Linked DNA regions of Homo sapiens: regions 1 and 3 are each linked to region 2. A link is an interaction called in ENCODE POLR2A ChIA-PET data of the cell type or tissue named here. Cell type or tissue: PC-9. All regions are shown on one strand. Each heading gives the region's core, and the rest is flanking DNA. Links, peaks and the distances in the headings are about the cores only.

The links. ChIA-PET counts read pairs that join two places held together with the same protein. Peaks named below come from ENCODE experiments on the same cell type or tissue, not always from the same donor. Only the 100,000 strongest peaks of a DNase experiment are listed, where the experiment ranks them.
Region 1: POLR2A ChIA-PET joins it to region 2 with 8 read pairs; 3 of 35 experiments call an interaction of 5 or more read pairs at or near these places.
Region 3: POLR2A ChIA-PET joins it to region 2 with 5 read pairs; 3 of 35 experiments call an interaction of 5 or more read pairs at or near these places.

What each region holds. Positions count from the first base shown.
Region 1 is chr3:185,781,629-185,791,914 of GRCh38, forward strand. All of the region lies in intron 2 of IGF2BP2 (insulin like growth factor 2 mRNA binding protein 2), which reads right to left. Among named protein-coding and RNA genes, the nearest start is that of MIR548AQ, 19 kb to the left of the region's middle. RefSeq lists enhancers at 2,463-3,356, 5,143-6,034, 7,821-8,714. In PC-9, for the core only: no CTCF peak of the experiment used is centred there; DNase peaks (open chromatin) are centred at 4,783 and 5,235; H3K27ac peaks cover 3,022 bases.
Region 2 is chr3:185,905,546-185,915,831 of GRCh38, forward strand. It overlaps TRA2B (transformer 2 beta homolog), which reads right to left. Exons shown (of 9, transcript NM_004593.3): 9 at 9,013-10,286. Among named protein-coding and RNA genes, the nearest start is that of TRA2B, 27 kb to the right of the region's middle. RefSeq lists a silencer at 145-336. In PC-9, for the core only: no CTCF peak of the experiment used is centred there; a DNase peak (open chromatin) is centred at 7,888; H3K27ac peaks cover 920 bases.
Region 3 is chr3:185,696,340-185,706,625 of GRCh38, forward strand. IGF2BP2 (insulin like growth factor 2 mRNA binding protein 2) reads right to left here. Exons shown (of 16, transcript NM_006548.6): 3 at 1,960-2,008; 4 at 273-324. Among named protein-coding and RNA genes, the nearest start is that of IGF2BP2-AS1, 12 kb to the right of the region's middle. In PC-9, for the core only: no CTCF peak of the experiment used is centred there; no DNase peak of the experiment used is centred there; H3K27ac peaks cover 615 bases.

The sequences.
Region 1 (10,286 bases), core at 2,012-7,011, 130 kb before region 2:
TGCCTTTATTTATAGCAGCAAGCACCAAGTCTTATGGGAAAAGCTCCTCAATCATTTAAAAATCAAACTATTTTAAGCACCTCACAACTTTCTAAGAATTTTGTTTGTTTGCTTTAACATTGTTCCCAAAAGTTGGGTCATAAGTTGTTTGTGTTTGTGTGTGTGTGTGTGTGTGTATGCATGAGTGCGTTTGCTTTGGGGAAATGTGCAAAATGGGGTTAGTGGGTTTGAAGCATCAAAGGCTCTTTGAATAGTTCTAACCAGGGCTGCATTTGTGGGATAAGGTCCTGGGAGTTCATAGTATGACTAAGAAGTGAATTAGCTACTTGAAATATTTTTTTTTAGAATTGGGCAGAATATATATATTGTTTAAAAAATATGAATCAAGCACAGCTCACTTCAAATAGAAGGCATATTTCCCATAACCATTTAAAACATATGTACTGGTTCTGAGATCTTGCTAAATTTAAACCGTGACTCAGTAGAGTAAGACAACTCCTTCCTTCTTCGTTCAGAAAGAAAAGAGTGAAGAGATGGCCCTAGTAGTGAGTACTGCTAAAAACACCCTCTTTGTGCCAGGAACTTAATGTGCCAGGAAAATTTTAATGATGTAGAGAATTATTAGCCCCCAACTCCCTTTTCTTAGATGAGAAAACAACAGGTTGAAGGTATTTAAAACTCGCTTAAAATCACACGGCTAATTTCTAATATTGGTCCATTTGACTCCAAAATCTACCCCTTTTCCTCTGTATCACATTGATATTCAACTAGACTAGAAGCATCATGTGTTTGCTTCAAATAGTCTTGAAACGTTTCACCGACTATCTCTGCTTGGAATTAACCTTTTGGGCATGGTGTTCTCTAATTTACCATGTTCAAGAAACTCACATTCGTTTACATAGAAAGTTATATTACCATCCACTAATTTTGAGACCCTTTGAAAAGGGCTTTCCACTATACCATGGCACTTACAAGGTGGTCACCAAAAAATAATTATTCCTAGTAATTTTATTCCATCACTGGGAGCGCAGACTGTCAATTAACAGGCATACCTACACTGGTCTTACCTGAAAATAGCTACATAACTGTGTCCACACAGTGACTAGAATAAGTCAAAGCATGAAACTCACAGGGTACAAGGCTCTTACACAGAGAAGAGCCGGCATGAAGTTCACCAGGATCCCAGGGTGGGGACTGGGAGGTGGAAGTCGCTGGCTTTCTGGCATGGTCACCAAGTAACACCCACCTGAGATGTTCTCCCAAAGTCTTGTGGTGGTTATTGTTTTCAACTCCATCTTTAAGAGCACATATGAAGAAGTTATGTAGTTGGGATTAACCACCTGTCAGCTGTGGGCCTTGTGTTATCAAGTTACTAACACAATTAATAGTTCTAATTACATAGTTTTTAGTTCAAGTTTAATTCCACTAAAGTGTCATGGTGAAGCTAGACCAATTATGAAGGTTTATGGATAAAAGGATAGTGATAAGATTAAAGGTTATCATATATATGATTCACAGTTGAGACACACAAGATACTTGCAAACCAAGAGTGGTCCTTCTTGTTCTACGAACAGCAATAAAAGTAAATGTGCCCCTCACCTATACAGATTTCTAAACATCTGGACTCTTACTGAAAATAGATTGAAGCCTCTGCTCTGAGAAGGTCATGGAAGGCCTAACTGCACAATGGCCCTCAGGTGGGAGAGTGGGCTAGGCCCTCCAGGGTTACAGGGAGCTCTGCACAGGGGAAGAAGGACTTAAGGTGGTAGAAAGCCACTGTGATTGCCAAGGTCAGCAAAAGTGGAGTTCTCACCCCTGAGGGCAGGACAAAGAGTTCCCAAGATTCCAACCCAGGAGGTGTTTACAAACTTAGGGACATAAACCAGGGAAAGTCTATGAGAGCCGTTACTTGGTCACCAGCCAAAGGTCATTGCCTCTGTACCTCATTGTCTTTATCACCTTATGTAAAAACAGACCTCTACTTCCAAGACCTGACTGGCCGAAGTGGTTAATACCTATTTGTGCATAACCAGTAGCTCAGCTATGCTTCCCCATCTATGATGTAAATCTTCCCAGGGATTCAGAGTGATGGGGTGGGGATACAGAATGGGTGTAGTCCATATTTTCCCCAGTTTATTATAAAGGATATCACATTTTTGTGGAATATCAACCCCTTGTGAAGTTTTAAAATATTTTTTGATATTTTTACGTTAAAGCAAACATATAGTAGAGTACCTTGACAGAAAGTTATTATACATACATACGAAAAATATACACAATCTTTGTTAATATTTTAAAATAAAAAACAAAATTAAATAAACAACAGCCTGGCGAGGTGGCTCACGTCAGTAATCCCAGCCCTTTGGGAGGCCAAGGCAGGCAGATCACCTGAGGTCAGGAGTTCAAGACCAGCCTAGCCAACATGGTGAACTTCGTCTCTACTGAAAATACAAAAAATTAGCCAGGTGTGGTGGCGCATGCCTGTAGTCCCAGATACTTGGGAGGCTGAGGCAGAAGAATTGCTTGAACCCGGGAGACAGAGGTTATAGTGAGCTGAGATCGCACCACTCCACTCCAGCCTGGGCGACAGAGTGAGACTTTGTCTCTAAATAAATAAACAAGTAGATAGATAGATAGATAGACAGACAGACAGACAGACAAAGTTTTGTGTTTACAGAGGTCACTTTGATCGAAACATCCTCCATCCCCTCGGGCATCCTGCTCTGAAGAGAATTTCAGTAGAGATATTTGAGGAACACTGACCTGCTGGATCTCTAGGAAGTTCCCTCAGCACTCAGAATGGAATGGCTCATCCCACCCGTCAAAGGCCACCTCCAGCACAGCACAGCAGGAGGCACCAATCCTTTACACTGCTCTTTAGGGGCCCTCCACACACTACCCTCTGAGCAGCTACAGAGCTGGGTACTACTGCATCAGCACTGCTCATGCTATGAACACTTTCCCCATGCAATGAATGCTGTTCCAGCGATCCCCTGCTATTCATCATCATCAAACCCTGCAACGGCAGCAAAAAGGTCAACTGGTAGTAGAAACCAAGTCAAACTGTATGTACAGAGATGGGTCTGTGAGAGGGCAAGCTGGGCCAAAGAAAAATTGTAAGGAGAACTCAAGGGTACAATGGGCATTTGCAGAAGTATCACCAGTACAGCCAGTCCCAGAAGCTCATTCACTAACCACCTACTATGTGCAAGGCAATGGGGATACAGAGATGCCTAAGACAGTCTTTGCCTGTGAGGCAAGTCAGGATGACCTAAATTCCTGACATTTCAGTGGTGTGCTGTCAAAATTTATATATTCTAAATCAGACTTAATTTTTTCAGGGAAAATAATGAAATGCCTGTGTTTTCTTTTCAATTAACAGCTGACGTGGGACAGGCACGGTGGCTCATGCCTGTAATCCCAGCATTTTGGGAGGCAGGGGCAGGCAGATCACTTGAGGTCAGGAGTTCCAGACCAGCCTGTCCAACATGGAGACACCCAGCCTCTACTAAAAATACAAAAATTAGCTGGGTATGGTGACGCACACCTGTAATCCCAGCTACTCGGGAGGTTGAGGCAGGAGAATCGCTTGAACCTGGGAGATGGAGACTGTAGTGAGCCGAGATCACGCCACTGCACTCCAGCCTGGGCAACAGAGTGAGACTCCTTCTCAAAAAAAAAAAAAAAGAAACGACATGATTGCGAAGAGCTTATATGGAGCTTTCGGGGTAGAGACCGTTATGCCCCAGCATTTAGACACTCATTTTACTGTGTCAATAACGAGTGTTAAAAAAAAAAAAAATGGAATTCTGGTCTAATAGGCAAGAAGCATCTGTCTGATATATCAGGGAGACTTAAGCATTTGACAAACTTCTAAAGGATTTAAAAGATGTTTTGAAATTAAAATGTCCACAGCATGGTGGCTTGTGCCTGTAATTCCAGCAACTTGGGAGACCAAGGTAGAAGGATCACTTGAGGCCTGGAGTTTGAGACCAGCCTGGGCAACATATCAAGACTCTGCCTCTAAAAATAAAAAAAATAATAATAATTAGCTGGGCCTGATGGCATATACCTGTAGTCCTAGCTACTCAGGAGGATCACTTGAACCCAGAAGTTTGAGACTACAGTGAGCTACAATGGGGCCATTGCACCCCAGCCTGGGTAACAAAGGGAGACCCGCCTCTTTATAAATTAATTAATTAATTCCAGGGCATAGAGTTCACTGTGTAAACCATTTCTAGACTGAATTGGTCATTAAAAGTAGATCTAAGGATTCTTTCATTCAACTACAAGATAACAAATTAAATAGACTGAAGAAAATGTTCTCAAGTCTCTGCTAAATGCAGGTATATTCAGAGGTTGATAAGATACATGTCCTGTCTTCCAGAATTCAGTTTTAAGCAGTGTTTTTCAAACTTATCTTTCATTATCGCTCCCCTAATGAGCTAATTAAACTTTTTTTTTTTCAAATCGCTCCATTACCACCCACTACCCCCGCCAAGAAATTTTAATACCAAAGATAAACTATGTATCTGTTGATGTACTGCGTCCCTTTGAAAGGCTGCAAGTCATTACAACAGCTAAGATTTCACTCCCCCCAAGAATCAATGTTCACTCCCCTGGAGGCAACATGGCCCCACTGAGAAATCCTGGTGTAGAGAAAATGTTCGTAGAACCTGTCAGGCCTCTGAGCCCAAGCTAAGCCATCGTATCCCCTGTGACCTGCACGTATATGTCCACATGGCCTGAAGCAAGTAAAGAATCACAAAAGAAGTGAAAATGGCCGGTTCCTGCCTTCACTGATGACATTCCACCACTGTGATTTGTTCCTGCCCCACCTTAACTGAGCAATTAACCTTGTTAAATTCCTTCTCCTGGCTCAGAAGCTCCCCCACTGAGCACCTTGTGACCCGCCCCTGCCCGTAAGAGAAAAACCCCCTTTGATTGTAATTTTCCACTACCCACCCAAATCCTATAAAACAGCCCCACCCTAGGTCCCTTCGCTGACTCTCTTTTCGGACTCAGCCCACCTGCACCCAGGTGAAATAAACAGCCTTGTTGCTCACACAAAGCCTGTTTGGTGGTCTCTTCACATGGACGCGCGTGACAGAACCCTCTTAAGATACGTGGAAACCTACATATACATTTTTTTTCATCAAAATCTGAAAGGACTCCCTGATCAAAAAAGATTAGATCTACAGCAGGGGTCAGAAAACCTGTTCTGTAAAGGACTGGATAATAAATGTATTTTAGGTTTTGTGGGCCACATACTGCCTCTAAGGCATATTCTTCTTTATTTTTTGTTTTGTTTTCACAACCTTTCGAAATGTAAAAGCCTTTCTTAGTTCAAGGACCCCACCAAAACAAATTACTGCCCAAATCTGTCCTGTGGGCTGGAGTCTGCTGACTCCTGATCCAGAGGAATAATAGCTAACATTTTTTGAAATCTTAACATTTATAAAAAAGTAACCATTTGTAGAATGGTGATGGCCGGAGGCTGGAAGGGGGGCAATGGCGAGTTACTGTTTAATGGGTATAGAGTTTCTGTTTTACAAGACAAAGACAGTTCTGGAGATAGATAGTGGCGATGGCTGCATAAACAACGTGAATGTAGTTAACGCTCCTGAGTTGCACACTTAAAAATGGTTAGGGTGGTAAAGGCGATGTTATATGTATTTTACCACAATGAAAAAAATCACTTAAAGAAATAAAAAATATGTCATTTAAAAAATATTTAACGTTTGTTCAATACCCACTAAAAAAAAATGAGTAGATATTTTCATTTTATAACTGAAGAATTTGAGGCTAAAAGAGCTCTGACAGGCCGGGCGCGGCGGCTCACGCCTGTAATCCCTGCACTTTGGGAGGCCGAGGTGGGCAGATCACTTGAGGTCAGGAGTTCGAGACCAGCCTGGCCAACGTGGTGAAACCCCACCTCTACTAAAGATACAAAAATTAGCTGGGCGTGGTAGTGGGAGCCTGTAATTTCTGCTACTCAGGAGGCCGTGGCCCGAGAATCACTTGAACTCAGGAGGCAGAGGCTTCAGTGAGCTAAGATCACACCACTGCACTCCCGCCTGGGCAACAGAGTGAGACTCTGTCTCAAAAAAAAAAAACAGTTTGCACGAGTTACAAAGCTGCAAGTGGAGTGCTGAGATGGGAAGCTGTAAAGACTGAGCTCTTAGCCAGGATGGATGCTGTTTTCTCAGCACCAAGAACTCCTTTCACTTATTTTCTCCAACAGATCAACATCATTTGTTAATAATTTGTTTTGTTTTTTTAAACAATTACTTAAAGGTAATATAGACAATCAGAGCTTCAGATTCATTCGTGGCAAAAATCAAAAAGAAATTAGGCATTCTAGTTAGCACGTCAAGATTTTCTTCATGTAAATCTAAGTTGCATGAAAGCAAGGACTTTCCTTATCTGTCTGTTTCATCAAAGTACCCTCTGTTCCTACAACAGGGCTCTGTATTTAGAAATGTGAAAAAAGTGTTTACCCTCTTTTACTGCTGGGTCCTTAGTATTTGGGAGACCCCACATTATAACTGAAACTACTGAAGGCAGGTGGATTCTAGGATCCCTGTCATCTCTAAAGTTGTATGTTTCAGCCAGGTACAGTGGCTTATACCTGTAATCCCAACACTTTGGGAGGCCGAGGTGGGCTGATCGCTTGAGCCTAGGAGTTCAAGACCAACCTGAGCAATATAGGGAGACTTTGTCTCTATAAATAATAAAAAATTAGCTGGGCACACACCTGTTGTCCCAGCTACTCAGGAGGCTGATGTGGAAGGACCACTTGAGCCTAGGAGCTAGAAGCTGCAGAGAGCTATGATTGCGCCACTGCACTCTCAGCCTGGGCAACAGAGCAAGACCCCATCTCTAAAAGTAATAATAATAATAAAGTTGTATGTTTCAATGCCTTGATATGTTTATTTCACTAGTTCAGTCAGTCAACCATAGTTTTTGAGAACACACTACAGCATAAGTGCTAGTCTGGGTTCCTGTGGAAAAACAAACAGAGTAAAATAGAAATGTAATCTCAAGTCTACTGGTTGTAAAGTCCAAAACTGACAAACGACTTTTTTTTTTTTTTTTTTTTTTTTTTTGATAGAGTCTCACTCTGCCCAGGCTGGAGCGCAGTGGCGCGATCTCAGCTCGCTGCAGCCTCCACCTCCTGGGTTCAAAGTAATTCTGCCTCAGCCTCCCGAGTAGCTGGGATTACAGGCACTGCCACCACACCCAGCTAATTTTGGTATTTTTAGTAGAGACAGGGTGTTCACCATGTTGCCCAGGCTGGTCTCAAACTCCTGACCTCAGGTGATCTGCCTGCCTTTGCTTCCCAAAGTGCTGGGATTACAGGTGTGAGCCACTGTGCCCAGCCTCATTCTATTTTTTTGAGACAGGGTCTCACTATGTTGCCTAGGCTGGAGTGAAGTGTCTATTCACAGGCCACTGCGAATATTCGATCCTCCCGCCTCAGCCTCTTGAGTAGCCGGGATTACAGGCACCAGCATCAACAAAGACTGTAAAAGATTTTCAATGAATCAAGGAAAGAATCTTAACTAGTTGTTTGAGCTGAGTTCCATATGGACTAAAAATGCATGAAAACTGCTGTATCTTAACTGTTTACAGCAGTTCCCTCAGGGTATCATCTGTGTGACCTCCCTGGGCATGTGACACAAGCTGAGCCTATCACGCACCCCTTAGAACTGTCACAAACACATGACCTAGGCTAGGCCAGTGACCATTCTTCCCTGGGATTTGTCAAACTTAAGCTGGGGGAAAAGAAGCCTGTTTTCTCTCAGATCACAGCAATAAAGATGTCTATAGATGGGCAATGACCACAGTCATATCCCCTTCCATGTAGAGGAAGCCCACCAGCAGCAAGACAAAAATTAACGCAACACTAAGAGATAAAAGGTGAGGAGAGCACGGAGCCACATAGGGCACACAGCTGTGTTTCAAGTCCCTGGTTATGAATGTCCTTAAAACCCACCTCATTCCAGCTCTTCCTGAAATCTAGTTAAGTAAGCAAAAAAAAAAACCCCTTTTGCTTCAGCTAGACTATGTGAGTTTCTGTTACTAACAACCAGGAATTTTTTTTTTTTTTTTTTTTTTTTGAGACAGAATCTCACTTTGTCACCCAGGCTGTAATGCAGTGGCACAATCCTGGCTCACTGCAACCTCCAACACCCAGGTTCGAGTGATTCTCCTGCCTCAGCCTCCCAAGTAGCTGGGATTACAGGCGTCCGCCACCACATCTGGCTAATTTTTGTATTTCTAGTAGAGATGAGGTTTCACCATGTTGGCCAGGCCAGTCTTGAACTCCTGAACTCAGGTTACCTGCCCACCTCAGCTTCCCAAAGTGCTGAGATTACAGGTGTGAGCCACTGTGCCCAGCTGCAACCAGGAATCTTAATGCATGGGCTGAGGAGGCTGACTGACCTAGACGACAATGTGCATCATCCCAGAAGTAGGCTAAAGGTAACCAGCTCCTCAGCTCACCCTGGACTGCTTCCTCGTCCTTCCTCCACCTCTAGTTTTCATCTGAGAAACTAGGTTAAACCTCTTTGCTACCAGGTGTGCTCAAATCCCTTAAACAGGCAGATCTGACATAAAGTACTGTTTAATCATTTTTGCTTCTAAACAAAATGATTGGGAAGTGAGTCTCCCAAAGTCCCCCAAATACAATAATTTTTATCTTAAAAGTGCCTTTACATTGTCTAGATCAAACACTCAAAAACAAGTGGGAAGAAGTGACTGGGCTTCAGGATATACATAACAAAGAGCTTTAAGGGAACCACTAAGAAGGTAATCTCTTCAAACAGCCCACGTAAATTATACTAATCTATGGAAAGAAATCTTCCATCACAAAGAGAATAACAAGAAAAATTTCACTTTCTTCCAACCCCAGCCACCAGCCAATCACCCTTTACTTCGCTGATTTCTGTATTATCATGTTCCTACCTTTCCTTCCTAAAATTGTTTTTTCCGTGTGAAACTAGAGGAAGCTATTCATGTTAAATCTGCTCAATTCTACCTAAGATTGGGGAGCTATGAATAGAAACAGTATGCATCTGAATTAGTCACCAGCCACAAGGAAACTTGATGTTTGCCTTAATAGAAAACTCAGAAAATTAATAATTTAGTAGCAGAATATTCAAAAAAGAGTGTTACCTTTCAAAAATATCTCAAGTTACTATAAGACTTTATTTGAAAGGAAGAGAAGTAAGAATTACTGTCTAATCAAAGACTACGTAATGGTAAACTGCCCACATCATGTTTTTCATTAGTTTATTGTTAAGGACAATTCTGAATAATTTTAAAAGTACTTTTTCATCACTAGCATTTAAGGAAAGAAAAAGATATTCTGCCCCCAGAAATGGCTTATTCAAGGTCAGCTTATGCATTTCTAAAATAGCAGGAGTTTCTAGATGACAATTGACCCCAGACCTGGCTAGTCTAATTATGGTCCATATTCTCCCACCAGGCTGTCTAAAGGGTAGGCACTGGAACTGTATTGGTCCACTGCTGTGTTTTTAGTGTCTGACAGTGCCTGGTGTATCACACATAGGTGATTAACAAACCTTTGATGAATAAGTACATAAAAAGATCAATAAATAAATCCAACTGTATGTCCTACTTCCAGCTCTGACGAAGAGTTCGACATAAATTCTTGAGTTTCACATAAGTTCTAGCTGTAATCCCAGCTACTTGGGAGGCTGAGGCACGAGGACTGCTTAAGCCCAGGAGCTTGCGCCCAGCCTGTAAAATATGGCACAAGAGCCTGTCTCGAAAAAGACATTTCTTGAGAAACTGCCAAGAATGGAAATGGAGAAAGTAAAAGTTTTTCTTTCTTCAACTCAACCAAATTCAACAAGGATCTCTGGGCGTGTCCTCTGTGCCAGGCACTAGGCTAATAATACCTGCTGACACCCAGATAAAGATAAGAGAGCCCCTTCCTCCAGGTGTGCATCACAGTGAGCTGACATCACCTGGAGGCCATCTTTCACAGGGCCTATCTGCTCATCAAGGGGGTTCATCTTTAGTAGGAAGAAGAGAGAGAAGACAATGGAATACTTTGATTTTGAAATATGCTTAAATATCCTAACCAGCCACTGACTGCTTATAGCATCATGTAACCTATTATTCATTTAACAGTGTTTCTACACAAAAACACATTCTAACAAAAATGCTACAGTTCCAGGGATGAACCCCCACATTCCTAATTCTTCACTTCTTCCACTACACCTCTGCTAAGGCAGAGCTGGAGGGAAGGAGAA
Region 2 (10,286 bases), core at 4,985-9,984:
CTTGCTGCAACTTCAGCCTCCTGGGTTCAAGTGATTCTCCTGCCTCAGCATCCCGAGTAGCTGTGACTACAGGCATGCATCACCATGTCCAGCTAGTTTTTTATATTTTTAGTAAAGATGGGGTTTCACCATTTTGGCCAAGATGGTCTCGAATTCCTGACCTCGTGATCCGCCCGCCTCAGCCTCCCAAAGTGCTGGGATTACAGGCATGAGCCACCGCACCCGGCCTAGTTTAAAGTTTTTAATCGAGGTATAATTTATATACTGAAAAATATACAATTTTAAATGTATATATACAATTTTGATTATAGTGCTTGATGAATTTTACATATGATTACACCTGTATAGCCACACATAGATCAAGATATAGAATATTTCTGGTACCATGAAAGGCTTTCTCTTACACGCCTTCTCAGGCAATACAACCTCAAGAAGCAACCACTCTTCTGATTTCTTTCAACAACCGTTAGTTTTGCTTGTTCTTGAACTTCATATCAATGGAATCATATATTACGTACTCTTCTATGTCTGGTTTATTTCACTCAACAACATTATGTCTGTGAGATCCATCCCTGTAACCAATTGTAGCCGGTATTCCCTATTTGTATTGATGTATTCTATTTCATCATATAAATATACCACAATTTATTTCCCATTGAAGGACATTTGAGTTGTTTTCAGTTTGGATGTATTATGAATAAAGCTACTATGAACATTCCCATACTTTTTTTTTTTGAGACAGAATCTCATTCTGTCACCCAGGCTGGAATGCAGTGGCATGATTTCAGCTCACTGCAACCTCTGCCTCCCAGGTTCAAGATCTTCTTGTGCCTCAGCCTCCTGAATAGTCGGGACTACAGGTGTACACCACCACACCTGGCTATATTATTATTATTATTATTATTATTATTATTAGTAATAGTAGTAGTAGTAGTAGTAGTAGAGATGGGATTTCACTATGTTGGCCAGGCTGGTTTCAAACTCCTGGACTCAAGTGATCCACCTGCCTCAGCTTCCCAAAGTGCTGGGATTACAAGTGTGAGCCACCATGCCTGGCTTGTACATGTTTATTGCAGATGTAAGCACTCATTTCTATGGGGTGAAATTTCTGGGTCATAGGGTATATGAAGGTTTAGCTTTAATATATATTGTCAAATAGTTTTTCAAAGTGGTTGTACCAATTTATACTTCTGCCAGCAACGTATACAAGTTTTAGTTGCCCTACATTCTCGTCAACACTTGCTATTGTAAATTTTTAAATTTTAATCATTCTGGGCTGGGCTCGGTGGCCATGCCTGTATTGCTAGCACTTTGGGAGGCTGAGGAGTACAAATCGCTTGAGCCCAGGAGTTCAAGACCAGCCTGAGCAACATAGGGACACCCTGTCTCTACAAAATATTTAAAAATTAGCTGCGTGTGATGGCATGTGCCTGAGGTCCTAGCTACCCGGAAGACTGAGGTTGGAGGATTGCTTGAGCCTGGGAGGTCGAGGATACAGTGAGCCATAATCACACAATTGCACTCCAGCTTAAGCGACAGAGTAATACCCTGCCTCAAAAAAACCTCAAAATTTTGAGTCATTCTAGTGAGTATACAGCAGTTTTTCATTGGAGCTTTCATTTGCATTTCCTTGCTAAGCTTATTAGCTATTTGCATATCCTTTTTATTTACATGAAATGCCTGTTCAAGATGTTGTGCACTTTTAAAAATTGGGTTCTGTATTTAACTATTCTGTGTAAGAAATTCCTTTAAGACATACTGATTTAAAACATCAATAAACATTTATTCTCAGTTTCTGTGGGTTAGGAATTCTGGAGTGTCTTAGCTGGGTGGTTTAGCTCAGGGTCTTTAATGAAGTTGCAGTAAAGAGGTTACATGGGGCTGTGGCCACCTGCAGGCTTTAGTAGGCTGAACAATCCATTTCCAAGATAATATATGGCTTACTCACATGGCTGCAAGATGGGGCTGAGTGTTGGCAAGATGCCACAGTTCCTTACCACATGGATTCTCCACAGGATGACTGGCCTTTCCCAAAGCAAGTGACCGAAGAGAGAGGAGGGCAGAAGCTGCAGTGTCTTTTTTTTTTTTTTTTTTTTGAGATGGAGTCTCGCTCTGTTGCCAGGATGGAGTGCAGTGACGTGATCTCAGCTCACTGCAAACTCCGCTTGCTGGGTTCAAGTTATTCTGCTGCCTCAGCCTCCTGAGTAGCTGGGACTACAGGTGTATACCACCACACCCGGCTAATTTTTGTATTTTTAGTAGAGACAGGGTTTCACCATGTTGGCCAGGGTGGTCTTGAACTCCTGATCTCAAGTGATCCGCCCACCTCGGCCTCCCAAAGTGCTGGGATTGCAGGCATGAGCCACCACGCCCAGCCTATTTCTTTCTTTTAAAAGACAGAGTTTCCTTATATTGCCCAGGCTGGTCTCGAACTACTGGGCTCAAGGGATCCTCCTGCCTCAGCCTTCCAAAGTGCTAGGATTACAGGTGTCAGCCACCACTCCTGGCCCTACTCTCTTAATAGTGTTTTTAGGTGACTGGAAGTGCTTAACAGCTTTATTAAGATGAAATCCGTCTGCTTAAAGTGCAAAATTCCATCGCTTTTAGTATATTTACAAAGTTAAGTGACCATCACTACAATCAGTTTTAGAATATTTTTCCTCAGGCCCAAAGTGACTGCCATACCTATTAGCAGTCACTTCCCCTTCCTCCTGCAAATTGCCGTGCCTAGGAAACTACTAGTCTACTTTCTCTGCATAGAACTCTCTGTTCTGCATATTTCATATATATTAAATCATGTAATATATGGTCTTTTGTGACTGGTTCCTTTCACTTAAAATGTTTTGAAGGTTCATTCATGTCAGCATGTATCATTACTTCATTCCTTTTTATTGCCAAATAATATTCCATTGTATAGATATATCACTTTATTTATTTATTTATTTATTTATTTATTTATTTATTGAGACGGAGTCTCGCTCTGTCGCCCAGTCCGGAGTGCAGTGGCGCGATCTCGGCTCACTGCAAGCTCTGCCTCCCAGGTTCACGCCATTCTCCTGCCTCAGCCTTTGGAGTAGCTGGGACTACAGGCGCCCGCCACCGCACCCGGCTAATTTTCTGTATTTTTAGTAGAGACGGGGTTTCACCATGTTAGCCAGGATGGTCTCGATCTCCTGGCCTTGTGATCCGCCCGTCTCATCCTCCTAAAGTGCTGTGATTACGGGCGTGAGCCACCGCGCCCGGCCCGGATATATCACATTTTATTAATCAATTCATCAGCTGAAGGAACATTTGGGGTGTTTCTGTTTTTCGGCTATCACTAATAATGCTGCTATGAACATCCACGTACAAATTTTTGTGTGAACCTATGTTTACGATTTTTTGGGTATAAACCCAGGAGTAGAATTGCTGAGTTGTATGGTAATTCTATGTTTAACTTTTACTTATTTATTATTTTTTTGAGACAGAATCTTGCTCTGTCTCCCAGGCTGGGGTGCAGTGGCATGATCTGGCTCACTGCAAACCCCGCCTCCCAGGTTCAAGTGATTCTCCTGCCTCAGCCTCCCGAGTAGCTGGGACTACAGGCACGCACCACCACGCCCTGCTAGGTTTCTTTTTTGTACTTTAGTAGAGATGGGGTTTCACCATGTTGGCCAGGCTGGTCTCGAACTCCTGGCCTCAAGTGATCCGCCTGCCTCAGCCTTCCAAAGTACTGGGATTAGAGGCTTCAGCTATCACCAGTAACTTCTATAAAGCTCAACAAAGGTAAAGTCAAGGGCAAATCTTCTCCCTCAAACCAACTTCTTTCTTTCTTCTCATTTTTAACAGGGCCACTGCGAGCGGCCAGGAGCCCAGGCTCGCAGTCAGCAACTCTTCCTTTCCCATTAACTCCCATAGTCTTTCACAAATTCCTATTTGTCCTTTTTTCCAAATGCCTCTTGCATTTTTTTGAAATGTAACAATTTATTGATCAATATAAATGAAATAAAATTTAGAATTTATTTCCAACTTTGCTATATTGCATAGTAACGAGACTCCATCTCAATAATTATGAATTTCCATATCTAAATCCAAAGATTCTTAGATTTGTAAGAATTTGGAAGTTATTTTCTATCCTCCCATTTTATAGAAAAGCAAACCAATGCCTGGAAAATTAGGCATATTTTAAACGGTCTTACATTAATTAATTGTAAAGAGAGTAATATAATGAAGTCTCCTGTCTTCTAGACAAGTGTATTTTTTTTTTATTTATTTAAGTTCTAGGGTACATGTGCACAACGTGCAGGTTTGTTACATATGTATATATGTTCCATGTTGGTGTACTGCATCCATTAACTCATTTACATTACGTATATCTCCTAATGCTACCCCTCCACCCTCCCCCAACCCCATGACAGGCCCCGGTGTATGATGTTCCCCTTCCTGTGTCCAAGTGTTCTCATTGTTCAGTTCCCACCTATGAGTGAGAACGTGTGGTGGTTTTTTGTCCTTGCAATAGTTTGCTGAGAATGATGGTTTCTAGCTTCATGCATGTCCCTACAGAGAACATGAACTCATCCGTTTTTATGGCTGCATAGTATTCCATGGTGTATATGTGCCACATTTTCTTAATCCAGTCTATCATTGATGGACATTTGGGTTGGTTCCAAGTCTTTGCTGTTGTGAATAGTACTACAATAAACATACATGTACATGTGTCTTTATAGCAGCATGATTTATAATCCTTTGGGTATATACAGTAATGGGATGGCGGGGTCAAATGGTATTTCTAATTCTAGATCCTTGAGGAATTACCACACTCTTCCACAATGGTTGAACTAGTTTACAGTCCCACCAACAGTGTAAAAGTGTTCCTATTTCTCCACATCCTCTTCAGCACCTTTGTTTCCTGACTTTTTAAAGATCGCCATTCTAACTGGTGTGAGATGGTATCTCATTGTGGTTTTGATTTGCATTTCTCTGATGGCCAGTGCATTTCTTACTTTTCTCTCACTCCCTCTGCCTTCATCCTAGGCCAGAGCCTGCCCCTGGGCTGGGCTCCCTATAGACCCTTTTCTAAATTATCGTTCTACTCCATTCATCTATTCCTTCATTCATCAGAAGAGCATCTGTGGAGCACTTAGTGCCAGACACTGCGCTAGACACTAGATGCACCCGTAACACAGACATGGTCCAGCTGGGGAGGCAGGTAATTGACAGGCAACTACAGTGTCTTGGGGTGAGTGTGATGATGGAGGAAGCCCTTAGCTGGGACCATAATCCAGATGGAGAGGCGTGTTAGGGGGGGGCCTACACACTCCTACTGGTTTCATTGTCCTAAACACTTTTATCCTGTTTCAACTAAAATTGGCTTTCTCTTACTTTTGTTCCTTTGGGTTCAAACTTTGTAGCCTGAGATTCTAAGGCCTTTCTGGTCAACCCAGGCCCATTCCCAGGACTCTCTAGCAGAAGAGGTAGTAGTAACAATGATAGTAATAATAGCACATCTTCATTAAGCTTATTTATCTTAAATAACAGGCCCTCTTCTAAGTACTTTTCTTAATGTTAACTCTTCACAACATTCTCTATGAAGGAGGTACAGGTACTATAATTAGCACCACTGACAGAAGGGAGTCATGAGTGCTAAAAGGCAGAATCTGGGTTCAAATCCAGGTGGCATGGCTTCCAGGCTGGCATGTGATGATGACACCATTGTGTATCAGTGTAACCTGGCCGTGTGGACCTCAGACTCTAAATCATACATCCTAAGTTCTCCCCAAAGACCTTTTTACTCCTGGTCCCCTCTCCCCTGAGAATGCCCTTCTCTTTCTTATCAAACCCTATAGAAGGCTTTATTTTCACTTTCTTGATGTTATCGTTTGCAGCACAAAGCTTTTTAAATTTTAATTAAGTATAATTTAGCAATATTTTTTATTAGTGTTTTCTGGTTATTGTTTAACCTAATTCCCTTTTCCAATTGTTTGTTTAGATTCCCGTCTTTGTTCTTGAAGATTTTAAAACCTAGTGATCCTTGATTATCTGTTCATATTTAAGAAAGAAACAGATTGTGGCCGGGCGCAGTGGCTCACGCCTGTAATCCCAGCACGTTGGGAGGCTGAGGCAGGTGGATCGCGAGGTCAGATTGAGACCATCCTGGCTAACACGGTGAAAACCCGTCTCTACTAAAAATACAAAAAATTAGCCGGGCATGGTGGTGGGCGCCTGTAGTTCCAGCTACTTGGGAGGCTGAGGGTGAATAGCAGAAACTCGGGGGGCGCAGGTTGCAGTGAGCCGAGATCACGCCATTGCACTCCAGCCTGGGAGACAGAGCGAGACTCCGTCTCAAAAAAATAAAAAATAAAAAAAACAGATTGTGAATGGAAGCCCGACGTGCAAGGGAAAGCTCATCAGCTGATGGGCTTCACTGGAGGGCAGAGCTTCCCAACCTTTTGTGCATCAAGGCATACACAGAAAATGACAATAGCGGTGAGGTACACTGGGGGTAAACTGGTGGTGATTTGGGTACCCATAATGGACTTAGTAAAAAACTCCTGCAGGGCTGAGCCCGATGGCTCACGACTGTAACCCCAGCACTTTGGGAGGCTGAGGTGGCATCAGCTGAGGTCAGGAGTTCGAGACCAGCCTGGCCAACATGGAGAAACCCCCATCTCTACTAAAAATACAAAATTAGCCAGGCGTTGTGGCTCATGCCTGTAATCCCAGCTACCTGGGAAGCTAAGGCAGGAGAATTGCTTGAATCCGGGATGCAGAGGTTGCAGTGAGCTGAGATCATGCCACTCTCTCTAGCTGGGGAAACAGAGTGAGACTCCATCTCAAAAAAAAAGAACACAAAAAACACAAAAAACCCAAAACAACAAAACCCCTGCAGTTTCTTTACATAAAATAATTGAGGAAAATGTAATAAAATATAAGCTATTAGTAACAATATTAAAACATTTAATTAAAATAAATTCTTTGAAATCTTCCACAAACACTTTTCAAAAATTTTAGTGAGAAACTTGAGCTTGATTCCACTAATTTAACAGGTTTGATGGTTAAGCTAGTTACATGTAATTCCTAAGTATTTTTAAAAACAATCTCTTCGGCCGGGCCCAGTGGCTCACGGCTGTAATCCCAGCACTTTGGGAGGCTGAGGCAGGCAGATCCCGAGGTCAGGAGTTCAAGAACAGCCGGGCCAACATGGCGAAAACCTGCCTCTATTAAAAACACAAAATTTAGCTCAGCGTGGTGGCGGGCACCTGTAATCCCAGCTTCTCAGGAGGCTGAGGCAGGAGAATCACTTGAACCCGGGAGACAGGTTGCAGCGAGCTGAGATCATGTCACTGCACTCCAGCCAGGGTAACAGAGCAAGATTCCGTCTCAAAAAAAAAAAAAAAATAGCTGGACCTGTAGTTCCCTATTTTGGAGACTAAAATGGAAGGATCACTTGAGCCCACAAGTTTAAGCCTACAGTTTAGCTGTGATCACACCACCGTACTCCAGCCTGGGGGACAGAGTGAGATCCTGTCTCAAAACAAAATCAATAAAAGCAGTATGTATAGTTGCTATCAACTATATAGAAATGGTTTTCTCCAGGTGAACTCTGGTACAGAAGCCAAGTCACATGGTACAATACAGGTATGGATATAAGGTCCCATAAAGGAATGACTAGAAACCAAATCCACAGAATGTTATTTTCAGTGAGAACAAATTACTGTCCCCCCTCACAAGGAAACTTAGTATTGCAGTTATTCCCATCAAAGTATATTTCACATTGGAGCTCAGTTGTGGTAATGTTTAAACTTGAGTGGATACTCATGTTGAAGATATGTTCATTGCCTTTGCTGTTACCAATCTATCCTGCTGCTCCAACCCTTTAACCACGAAGATGATTAGATATTGATCTGTCCAGAAGATACCTGTAAACTCATGCCTATTTCTCCAGACGAAGACAATGAGCCAAGTTTTTCTTCTCGAGGTCTTACAGTCCTTGTTCTCCTGTAATCCTCTATACCCAGCTGAGCACATCTTTTGACTGGGAGCTGCCTTAACAGCCCGTTGGTAAGAAGCCTTCCCAATAACGGGTAACACAAAACTTTTATATTATGTGTATCCGTTAAAATAAAACCTATTTAATACATCAAAGTGGCTCACAATCTTCATCTCCATCATCTTCATGTTGAGTAGGCTGAGGGGGTGGGGGTGCTGGTCTTGCTGCCTCAGGGGTGGCAGAGGCAGAAAATTCCTGTAAGGAGACCCACACAGTTCAAACCCATGATGTTGGTCAACTGTTATTTTTGGTAAGTTTGGGTATTTATCTTTCTACAACAGTTCAATAGTTACAGGTGTCTTTGGCAAAAAGACTATTATTTCTGTGAACCTAGTATCTAGTTAACTACAGCTTGAAATTCCTGCCAGATCCCTTCACACACATTTTATCTTGCTCCTTTATTAACCCTGCCAACTTCACCTTCTAAGGGCTAACAGTGATTACCTGGTCTTGGCTGGGAATGGGTGGCTCACGCCTGTAACCTCAGCACTTTGGGAGGCCGAGGTGGGTGAATCACCCGAGGTCAGTAGTTCGAGACCAGCCTGACCAACACGGTCAAACCCTGTCTCTACTAAAAATACAAAAATTAGCCGGGCGTGGTGGTGCACGTCTGTAATCTCAGCTACTTGGGAGGCCGAGGCAGGAGAACCGCTTGAACCTGGGAAGTGGAGGATGCAGTGAGCTGAGATCGTGCCACTGTACTCCAACCTGGGCAACAGGAGTGAAACTGTCTCAAAAAACCACACACACACACACACACACACACACACCAACGAACCCCCCCCCCCACCAAAAAACAGTGATTAACTGGTCTCTTAGTACTAACGTGGGATCCCATTTCAATTCATCTCCTCTTGCCAGGCCAGTAAAGCTCTTGAAATAGTTTTAACTTCATCAACTGATTACTCATGGGGAGAAGGGATTATTTTGGGTCTTGTCTTGCTAGTAAGGGACAGAGTGAGTGGAATAGAACCAATCCAGTATTCTTGTCACTTTTAAGTCTTTACATTATATATTAAAGATTACACATAATAATCCTTTACACTATATACAATAATCCTTTACATTACTGTAGTAGCATTCTGGCTTTTTGATGACATTTGGCATAAGCTAGCATTAAGTCCAATCCTACAAGAGCCAATCAAAATCCACTGAGATGGCATGCTGAAGGAATATTGGAGGCGTGTCCACTGCTAATAAATCCAGCCTAATCCATCCTCAAAATTTCCATATAATTTACAGAAATTTTGATAATGCAAACCAAATCTTTTTATTTCTTCTCGGTGAAACTTCTAATTCTCAATTTCTCCTCCTGGGCCTTGCAGAATTGGAATCCTAGTCAATGGTGTAAGAGGGCTAAGAGCTATTAGTTTTATCTTAAGGCATATATTCCTTATGTAGGGGCAACAATGTAAACATTGCAGACCTTGAGCATTCTCTAACATGTAGTTAGATTTCCATAAGGAAATGTGCAAGCTAGATCCCTCTCAAGCGCACTTCACAATAGGATTCCTGCTATGAAAATCTGCTGTTGCTGATCTGACAGGCGGCGGAGCTCAGGCAATCCATGGCCAGGAGATCGGAAACCCCTGCTCCCAGGTCTACAAATCTTTTGACACAGCCTTATTTCCACTTGCTGGGACCCTGTTGATTTCCTGAGAAGTTTCACAAAAGCCTAGTATAAAACTATTTAACTTAGCAATCTTCCAAATGAACTTTACATTTGGTTTTAGTAGTCTCAGCCCTACAGCTATAAGAAATGGATTGTTTGTATTGGCATATAAAAGCCTCCAAGTCCCTTTGCCTTGAGGCAGTAACTTTAAGACTCAAATTTATCCTTTCCCATGGCTTTTGTCTGATTCAGCTGCCCATGGCAGCAGTTACCTAGGGGTTACCTACGGGTAACTGCTGCCTCCCTTTCATGAAACTGGCGACTAGCATTACAGCACATCAAAAGACTACCACTTTGTCTCACTACTTCTCAGTCTATCTCAACTTGGTAAAATTCCAAATTTTCCTCAGTCTTTTGCCTGTTAACACTCTTTGTAGCCATGTCAAATGGCTAAAATTCTTTCAAATCTAAAAGCCAGAAAACAACTCAAACTAGCCTAAAAAAGGAAACTTTCAATCAGCAGGATAAAGGATGGCTACACAACTAAAGGGCTAAAACTCAGGCTTTAGGATAGAAACCGAGGGTTATGTTCGAGATTATCAGGAGTGTGAACTCGCAAGCCATCAGTTAACTGATGGGGAGAGG
Region 3 (10,286 bases), core at 2,396-7,395, 210 kb before region 2:
TTGTCAGTGCTTGAGCACACTGCACAGTATATGAGAAACAGCTTGTAAATAATATTCCTCGAAAAGGCAAACTACATAGACATACATAGAAAGAGACAGATATCTCTCACATCTATGTAAGATACATCTTACATAGATGTAAATACATATACTCTAGGAAGCTTATTTCAAAGAAATATGAACTTACTATTTCTCCCTGGAGTTGACCTAACCTATAAGAAATAACAGATAATATCTCTCTCCAAAACCCAAAAGGCTTCCTCACTTATTACCTTGTTCCACATTCTCCACTGTCCCATATTGAGCCAAAAGTCCATCCAACACCTAAAAGAGAAAGCTTCCATGTCAGAATGGGAAGGCAAGATCATATGTACAAAAAATACTACAGTGATATACCCCAGCAAACAAATTAAAGGAAAAAAAAGATGGTTATAGGAATAATCTAATTAAATTGATATCTCAGGTCTTCCATAAAAACAGTTAGAACTGAACAAATATATGGGACCTACATTGGCTTATTGGCTCCCAATTAATCTGTTCACTAAGGTTACACAGCAGAATTTCAGACTCTTAGTAACTGTTAACAATCACATTCGTCATGATGGTTGGAACACACTACTCTTACAATGAGAAGCAGAATAAAGTACAAGACTCACTCCACTTTCTTGAAATATTTAACAATTCTTTTACAAGGATCTCTTCATTTTACAAGGTAATAGGATGTGTATGTTTGAAATGTTCCATAATAATCAGGTTTTTTGTTTTGTTTTGTTTTGTTTGAGATGGAGTCTCCCTCTGTCACCCATGCTGGAGTGCAGTGGCACCATCTCGGCTCACAGCAACCTCCATCTCCTGGGTTCCAGTGCAGCCACTCTCCTGCCTCAGCCTCCCGAGTAGCTGGGACTACAGATGCCTGTCACCATGCCTGGCTAATTTTTGTATTTTTAGTAGAGACGTGGTTTCACCATGTTGGTCATGCTGGTCTCAAACTCCTGACCTCAAGTGATCCTCCTGCCTTGGCCTCCGAAGTGCTGGGATTTACAGGCGTGAGCCATCACGCCCAGGCAATAATCGTGTGTTTTTTTTTTTTAAAGTAATAAAAACATTAGATAAAACATTGTTTCCTTTAAGGCACGGTGTTTTCTTTGGGTGGGGAATAAAATATGAGGCAGTTTGTTTTTAAATCACAATAAGGCCACTCCTCATATTCTTACTTTATTTTAAGGTAGAAATCTTATAAGCTTTACAACTCTGAAAACATACCTTAACTGTCACAGCAACTAATTCAAAACAAACAAAAAATTCTGCTAAAACCAACAAAGACCTTTCTACTTTTGTTGCCTTTTCATTCACTTTTTTTTCCAAATTATAATCTGGAAAGATAAAAATCTTTTTAAAAATCATGAGATACAAGGCAGGTGGATTGCTTGAACCTAAGAGTTCGAGGCCAGCCTGGACAACATAGCAAAACCTCATCTCTAAAAAAATACAAAAATTAGCCGGGCATGGTGGCATGCATCGAGTCCCAGCTACTCAGGAGGCTGGGGTGGGAAGATGAGGTAGGAAGATCCCTGGACCCGGCTGCAGTGAGCCATGATTGGGCCACTGCACTCCAGCCTGGGTGACAAAGTGAGACACTGTCTCAAACATACAAACCAACAAACCATGAGATACAAATCACAACCAGGTATATATTTTGTTTCTTGGCTTATTTGCTGGTGCTTGGTAGCATGGTACTTGAAAAGACAGAACATGAGGGATCAAAGTACACATTCTATGAAAGAAACAAATACGACCCCAAACTCATTACAGATCACATACATTAGGGTACTGAAAAGAAAGAGGCAGGACCCAGAAGCTTTGTGGGAAACACTGAGGCCCTCTAATTCCTAAATGTAAAATGGAACTAAAGAAGGGAGAAATGTCTCATCAACCCATTAAAAATTGACACTGGCTTACCTCCCACTGCAGGTGAGGAGGGATGTTTCGAATCTGAATTTTCCTGCTCCTGTAAAGATAAAACCACAGACTATAACACTTTCTCCAGGACACAAACTACAGCAAATAATAAAAACCGGCTTAAACCCGTCATTTGAATTTGTTTTCTCACTGTGTTCACCATGGCATCAACAAAAAATTCCTACTGTGAATCATGAGCATAGTTTTTTTGTTGTTTTTTTTCGAGCCAGAGTCTCGCTCTGTCGCCAAGGCTGGAGTATAGGTGGTGCGGTCTCGGCTCACTGCAACCTCTGCCTCCCAGGTTCAAGCGATTCTCCTGCCTCAGCCTCCCAAATAGCTGGGATTTTTAAGACAGAGTCCTGCTCTGTCATCCAGGCTGGAGTGCAGTGGCACGATCTTGGCTCACTGCAACCTCTGCCTCCCGGGTTCAAGCGATTCTCCTGCTTCAGCCTCCCGAATAGCTGGGATTACAGGTGCCCACCACCACACCTAATTTTTGTGGGTTTTTTGTTGTTGTTTGTTTGTTTGTTTTTTAAGAAGGGGTCTCACTCTGTCATCCAGGCTGGAGTGCAGTGGTGTGACCTTGGCGCACTGCAACCTCTGCCTCCCAGGCTCAAGTGATTCTCCTGCCTCAGCCTCCCAAGTAGCTGGGATTACAGGCATGTGCCACCACACTTGGCTAATTTTTGCATTTTTAGTAGAGATGGGAGTTCAACATGTTGGCCAGGCTGGTCTCGAACTCCTGACCTCAAGTGATCCGCCTGCCTCGGCCTCCCAAAGTTTTGGGATTACAGGCGTGAGCCACCACACTGGCCTCATGAGCATGTTTTAAGGTTTTCAATTACTTTGGAAAAAAACAAAAAACAAATGAAAAACCCAAGAAATCCCAACAAGCTAAAATAATAATAATAATAATAATTTAAATACAGACTCATCTTTTCAATTTCCTACCAAAGTAGTTAGAATTTAAGTCATCATACAGATTCTATTTATACAATTATCCCCTTCTTCCTCAAAATATATTGGCCTGCAACTGACCTGACCCCAAAGTGTACCTAGGCTCAAACAGGACAGGTGAGGTCATATAGTGGGCTTCAACAAGATCAGATTTAGTTGCCCCCTTACCTAACAAGGCAAAATGCCATTTAAAAATATTTTTATTTCTGAATAGGTACTACAGTCCTAATTCAAAAGTTAAAACACTATAAAAAGTTATACTGTGAAAAGTCTCACCACCCCCTCTTTCACCAGAAATACTTTCTACATGTTATTTGCGTATCCTTCAGATTCTTTATGCAAATAATAGCAAATGTGAATATATATTCATATTTTCACCCTTTTCTTAGAGAAGTATCTGCATATTCTACACATTCTCTGCATCTTGCTTTTTTCACCTGACAGTCATATTCTTGAGATCTTCCTCAAGGTAGAGTTAGAGAGCTTCCTCACTCTATTTCATAACTACATAGGTATCCTGAAGTATATTTAATCCATCCCCTACTAATGGACATTTGGGCCTTTTCATTCAGAGGCTTTCCCCAAGACATCCTGCTGGTCTGAAAGCTTTGAATGACTTAGATTGTTTCTTGTTTTTACTTAAGCAATTAAAATTAGACAGAAAAAAGAACAGTATAAGTTATGTAATTTTTTTTTATCTTTGAGAACATGCTGGATATCCTGGAAATAAAGCATTTAAATGTTAGAGACGTTGTTTTAATAGAAGAGCTTGACACTGAAATCCTATAAATACTCATTTTGGGGGGTTGCCAGAAAAGAGATGTGGTGTACCACCTTGCGGGGTCAGAGGTACTAAACAGTGGCTATACACAGTCACATGTTTCTCCAGGGCTTTAATCTGGGCAACAGCCCCAGAGAGAAATGTTACAACTCAAGCAGAAAGAGAAAAGGAGAGACACACACACAGAGGTACAGAGATGGAAACAAATGGGGAAATAATGAATTAAATGAGGGGCTCTAGTTTTCTCAGCTCCTTTTTATGAAATGTCACAGGGGCAACCCCACCATTCTAGCTCCCATATACTACTTCAGTCTTGTCTATCTTTTTTTAAATATTAATGTATTCGTGCCTTACTAGGGCTGCTTTAATGACTATACAGAATCACTAATTGTGTATCAGGACGGAAAAAGAATCAAGAACTAATTTCTACCTCTATGCTGTGAAGGCTAATTCCCGACATGGCCTTTGGCAATAGTTCAGAATAAAACTGCCAGCACCATCCCATACAGTGGCTACATGGAAATTCTCTATGGAAGATGTCACCAAGCCTAACAGTCTGTAGAAAGGGCATCAGAATTCTCAAGAAAATAAAATATTTCTAAAGAAAAATATTTTTGTTATTTCCAAATACAAACATTGACTCCAACTGCTAACCAACAATTTACTGGTAGATATTCTATTGGAAGAAACTCACGAATGAGCACAGAGAGATGTGAACAAAGACAGCAACTGTAACATTATTTGTAACAGAGTGCATACAATCTAAATATTTACCAACGAGAGATGAATACATATATCATAATACAGCTGAATATAGAATATTATACAGCTCTTAAAAATGAAGTTGACAAGCATGCACTGTCATAGAAAACTCTCCAAGGTATGCTGTTACAAGAAAAGAGGTAATTACAGATTAAATTGATCCTGCTTTTAAAAAGCACAAAACCAAACTACCTGTTATTCAATGTGTATGTGTGTAAATGCACAGAAAAAGGCTGCACCAAGCAGATTTAGTTGGTAAAAGAATACTTTTAGCTACTAACTTTTTTATATTTTTTTAAATTATTAAATTTTTAATAGAGATGGGGTCTTGATATATTGCCTGCTGGTCTTGAACTCCTGGGCTCTAGTGATCCTCCCACGTTGGCCTCCCAAAGTGCTAAGATTAAAGGCATGAGCCACCATGCCCACCCCTTGTTTACTTTTTAAAATTGAGAATATATTCATGTCTTATCCTACAGGCTTTAAAAAACGAACAATGAAAACTTCTATTAGGGTTGCCTTAATATACAAGACTTATTTTTTTTAAAGTATACTGGAACCTGCTAAGTAAAAAAAAAAAAAAAAGAAAGAAAGAAAGAAAGAAGAAAAAACCAAGCCTCATTTTCTCCATAATTACACTAGGTATTCTTGAAATCTTATTTCTTATTCTTGAAATCTAATACAAGTAAAAGTCGTTTCTCATCCTCACTGCCACAGAACTATTAATGTATGTGGCAAACACTTCACGGTGCAAAAGTAGGAAAACTCCGCCCAATGCTGATTACCCCAAATACTAACTGAATGCATCTAAAACAATGGCATTTCCCTGTAATAGTTCAAGTAAACACTACACATAAGTTCAGTAACTGGGAATGTCCTGCTTTGTTAAGCCAGACACTTGGAGGAATAATCTCTTAAAAGCTGGACTGTCGCACCTCTGATCTCAGATCAGGATGGAAAGGAAGGAACTGAGAGCTAAAAAGAGAAATGGAGATCACTACGGTAGAACCAACTAACCTGGAGTTCAGCCGGTCATTTGGGAGACTATCCTGAGGGATTATCTTTTGGGGTCATGAGCAATTAGGATCTCTGAGATCTGCTGACTCCTGTGGCATCATCTGGACAGTATGCCTTCTCATCAGGGTACCCAGGAGGCCTGTCCCCTCCTTCCCCGGGAGGGACTCTGGCATGTCCTTCAAAACGCAGCTCACACATAATCCCTGCTGAGCTTTCCAGAATGTCTCCAGAAAGAACTGTTTCCTCTGCACTTTTCGGTTGTTCTGGTAGCTCACTCTTCGCCATAATTACTTATCTGCTAGTGCTGTGTCCCCTCAACCCCCGCGGTGATTTCATCAAGGACAGGTTCCTTGTTTACTATTCCACCATCTAGCACGGGGTCTCATACACAGGGGCTGAGAAGAGCACTCCTGCTGCTGGCTGCAGTCTGTTCATGATGAAGATCCTCCTGACCCCACCCAGGAAAACGAATTGTCTATTTTTTCTTTGCCAGGAAGTCAACAGGAGAGGGAAGGAGGTGTTCGTTTCCCTCCTTCCTTTAGACAAGAAAGGAAAGTATCTGGCTCAGTCTCAAATGAGAGTATCGATCTTTCTCCCTGAAACTGTGCCCTGCTTTAAAAAAACCAAACACACAGTAACTTAGGAAAGTGATTGGTAATAGGAAAATAATTCTTTGTCCTTTAAAATAATAATTTCACAGTTCCAATATGTTAAAGATGAAACCAAGCTTCTCTAATTACAGGTAAAAGGCATTTTTCATCCTCACTCACAGAGCCACAGAACTATTACAGCCGTCTCCCAGCTGGTCCCTCCATCTTTGGCCTGCACCTCCCCCTCTCCCATCCACTCCTCACCTGGCTGCCAGTCACTTTTTCCACACACGGAGAGGGCTACTCCTGCCTTCCTTGACTCCCTGCTGCTGCCTCCTCCCCATCTCTATCTTTAAACACTCCTTCACACCAAGCCCCTCCACCTGCAGTTCACAAGTGTGCCAGAATGAGCCTTCAACTCCCTCAGCTCACCCTCAAACAGAAGTAAAAAGAGCAGCAGGAACATGTCTTTATTTCACCTTCATTTTAACTGGAAGCAGAATAAGACCTGAAGTCAAGCGAAGGGTGCTCTTTAATACAAATATATAGGCTCTTTCCCTGTGGCTTTCGGATTCAGGAAGTTAGAACTTCCCACTCTCAAATTCAAGTAAACTAAGTGTGTGGGAAAGGGCCACCTACCAGGAAACGAGTAATGCAGCCCTGGAGCCACCCTGCTTTGCTAGGGAACTGGCTACCTTCACCGATTCTGGACTCTGGTCAATTGATTATAGCACACATGTGTGGACTATCAAACTGTAAAGAACTACAGAATAAAATATATGTAATCCCAGCTCATCTAACTAATTTATAGTTGACGGGTTCCAAGGACTTTCAACATATAAATGCCTCAGCATACATTTTATAATCTGTTATATTTATAATACGTTATCTTTGGCTGTAGATACCCAGAGGTAACAGAAGGTTCCAACTGAGTGAATTTCAGATAAGCTAGATGTCCATTGTTATGAATTTCAAGGGCCTGGCAGAAATTATTTAGTTACGGTAGAATTTGTTGCTTAAAGTAAGGAGGCAATCAGCTGGGGAAATAAAATCATATTTAACTATTGAGGAACCTCGTGAAACTGAAGAACCATTTCATCTGTATTATTAAAAAAAAAAGTTGGGAGGCTGAGGCAGATGGATCACTTGAGGTCAGGAGTTCGAGACCAGCCTGGCCAACATGGTGAAACCCTATCTCTATCAAAAACATAAAAATTAGCCGGGCATGGTGGATGGTGTGCACCTATTGTCCCAGTTACTCAGGAGGCTGAAGCAGGAGAATCACTTGAACCTGGGAGGTGGAGGCTGCAGTGAGCCGAGACTGAGCCACTGCACTCCAGCCTGGGGGACAAGAGAGAAACTGTCTCAAAAGAAAGAAAGAAAGAGAGAAAGAAAGAAAGCAAAACACCTGCTTTGGTGTGAGGAGGATAATGCCATAGTTTTCAGGCATATGGTCTATTAGCCACAAGTCTATCAGCTACCTTGAGAACTCTAAACCAAGCCTTGGTTATGCTGTGGGTCTGACTAGAGAACAAATTAACATGAATTGTGAGAACCCAGCTTGTAGGATTCCAGCTTCCATTGGAGAATTAGGCCAACTAGGAACTGGAGGATTCCCAGGTAACTTTTGGGCAAGAGAGGCAACATAGAGGGCCTTGTGAGAGCGTCCTTTGGGGCTCCATGCGGGATTCTACCCAAATACGTCCCATCTGTTTCCACAACATTTCTGAGCTCCATCAGATGATAAAAGGGATTTCCTCATGTGCATTACCTGTAAAGAGAGGCAGGTATGCTAACCGGCCCCGAGCTGGGACAGAAACCACCAGCGCTCCCAGCCCTCCTCCCCTTTAGCGCTGCAGTCAGATTCCAGTCTATTGCACGCGCTCATTAGTGTGTCTTTCCTATTCCTCATTAGTTTGAAAGTTCCCCTAAAAACTTCTGGTCACTCTGTACAAGGGACATCCTGTGCTAAACTGAACTAGGACCTAGGGCTGCTCAAGGAAGCAAATAAATCACCAGTGATAGCCAAGTCCAACCCTCTACCCAACTGTCTCTTTTTTTTGAGACACGGTCTTGCTCTGTCACCCATGCTGCAGTGCAGTGGCGTGATCTCAGCTCACTGCAGCCTTGACCTCCCCGGCCCAAGTGACCCTCCCACCTCAGCTTCCTGAGCAGCTGGGGCTACAGGCCCAAGCCACCATGCCCAGCTATTTTTTGTAGTTTTTGTAGAGATGGGGTTTTGACATATTGCCTAGGCTGGTTTTGAATTCCTGGGCTCAAGCAATCAGCCCACCTTGTCCTCCCAAAGTGCTGGGATTACAGGCATGAGCCACCACGCCAGCCCAACTGTCTCTTAAAGTTCTCTCTTTCTCTCAAACCCAGACACCACACGGGAGGATCACAGAGACTGATTAAGAGTCAATGAAAAAAAATTGTTTAGTCACTTTCTTTGTTGCAAAATGACTAAGAACAATTGCCTCCGCCTCTATGGAATCCAAAATAAAATAAATGCATTAGGAAACGAAATGTGTTCAACATAAATAAACTGTTGAAAATGAACACAATGAACAAAAAGCAGTTTGGGGTATTTTTTAAGAGAAAAAACAAATGATAAGCACAAATCCCTATGAATATTGGTAGTGTTATGAGCCAAATCATAAGAGGATTAAATTAAATACTGTGGTGACCTGCTGCAAAGGGCTCCCCCGCAAGACGCAGTCTTGCTCTGTTGCCCAGGCTAGAGTGCAGTGGTGCGATCTTGGCTCACTGCAACCTCCGCCTCCCAGGTTCAAGTGATTTTCCTGCCTCAGCCTCCTGAGTAGCTGGGACTACAGGTGCGTACCACCACACCTGGCTAATTTTTGTATTTTTAGTAGAGACAGGGTTTCACCATGTTGGCCAGGGTGGTCTCGATCTCCTGACCTCGTGATCCGCCTGCCTCAGCTTCCCAAAGTGCTGGGATTACAGGCATGAGCCACTGTGCCCAGCCCTGCAAAGGGTTTTGAGCCAGGAGAACTGCAGTTATGAACCCAGTAACTTCCCTGGCTCTATAAACTCATGTTCACAAAACCATAAGCCCCAGAACAGCCCTCATAACTCATGCTTCCTGGGCAATTCAGAGACAGAAACTCATGGAAGTTCACTGCTTGAATGAAACAGGAAAAAAAAAAAATCACTTAATATGATGTATCTTGGTCTGTTTGGACTACTATAACAAAACTCCATAGACTGAGGTTATAAACAGAAATTTATTTCTCACAGTTCTGGAGGCTGGGAAGTCCAAGATCAAGGCACCAGCAGATTTGCTGTCTGCTGAGGGTCTGTTCCTCATAGAAGGCACTGTCTAGCTGTGTCTCTGGATGGAGGAAGGACTAGATATCTCTCTGGGGTCTATTTTATAGAGGTACTAATCCCCTTCATGAGGGTTCCACCTTATGATCTAATCAACTCTCCAAGGCCCCTAAATATCACCACCTTGGGGGTAAGGATTTCAACATAAGAATTTGGGGGAGACACAAACTTTTAGACCACAGCAAAAAGCAATAGTCTGAGATTAATTCATTTATCTCCCCACAGCCCTCTCAGAGCCTACTAGCTCACAAAAAGACCTAACACAATTCTAGATTTCTCTTTTGAGGAAGCCATCAAAGATTCTTAATTGTTTCCTGTTGAAAGGAGTGGAGCCGGACGTCGTGGCTCACACTTGTAATCCCAGCATTTGGGGAGGCCAAGGTGGGAGGATGGCTTGAGTCCAGGAGTTTGGCACCATCCTGGGCAACATGGCAAGACCTCATCTCTACAAAAAGAGATGGTGGATAATTCCATAATACTATTCATTTTTTAATTATTAGCCAGGTGTGGTAGCACATGCCTGTAGTCCTAGCTACTTGGGAGGCTGAGGTGTGAGGATCACTTGAGCCTGGGAGGTCAAGGCTGCTGAAAGCTGTGACTGTGCCACTGCACTCAAGCCTGGGCAACCGAGTACCGAGTGAGACCCTCTCTCTCTAGCAAAAATAAAAAAGAAGTGGAAGGAGAAAAGTCAGTGAGTCAACGGATCATTAGATGATGTTTAGATGTCTGTGAGAAGACTGGTTTGACGGTTACTCTTGGACAAGATGGTGAAGGAATTCCTCTATTGGGTTAGAGTAGAACTTGCATGAAATGACCATTATGTTTCATTCCACCTTCAGGATTCTATAAATCTTTTGGACAGAATTGTA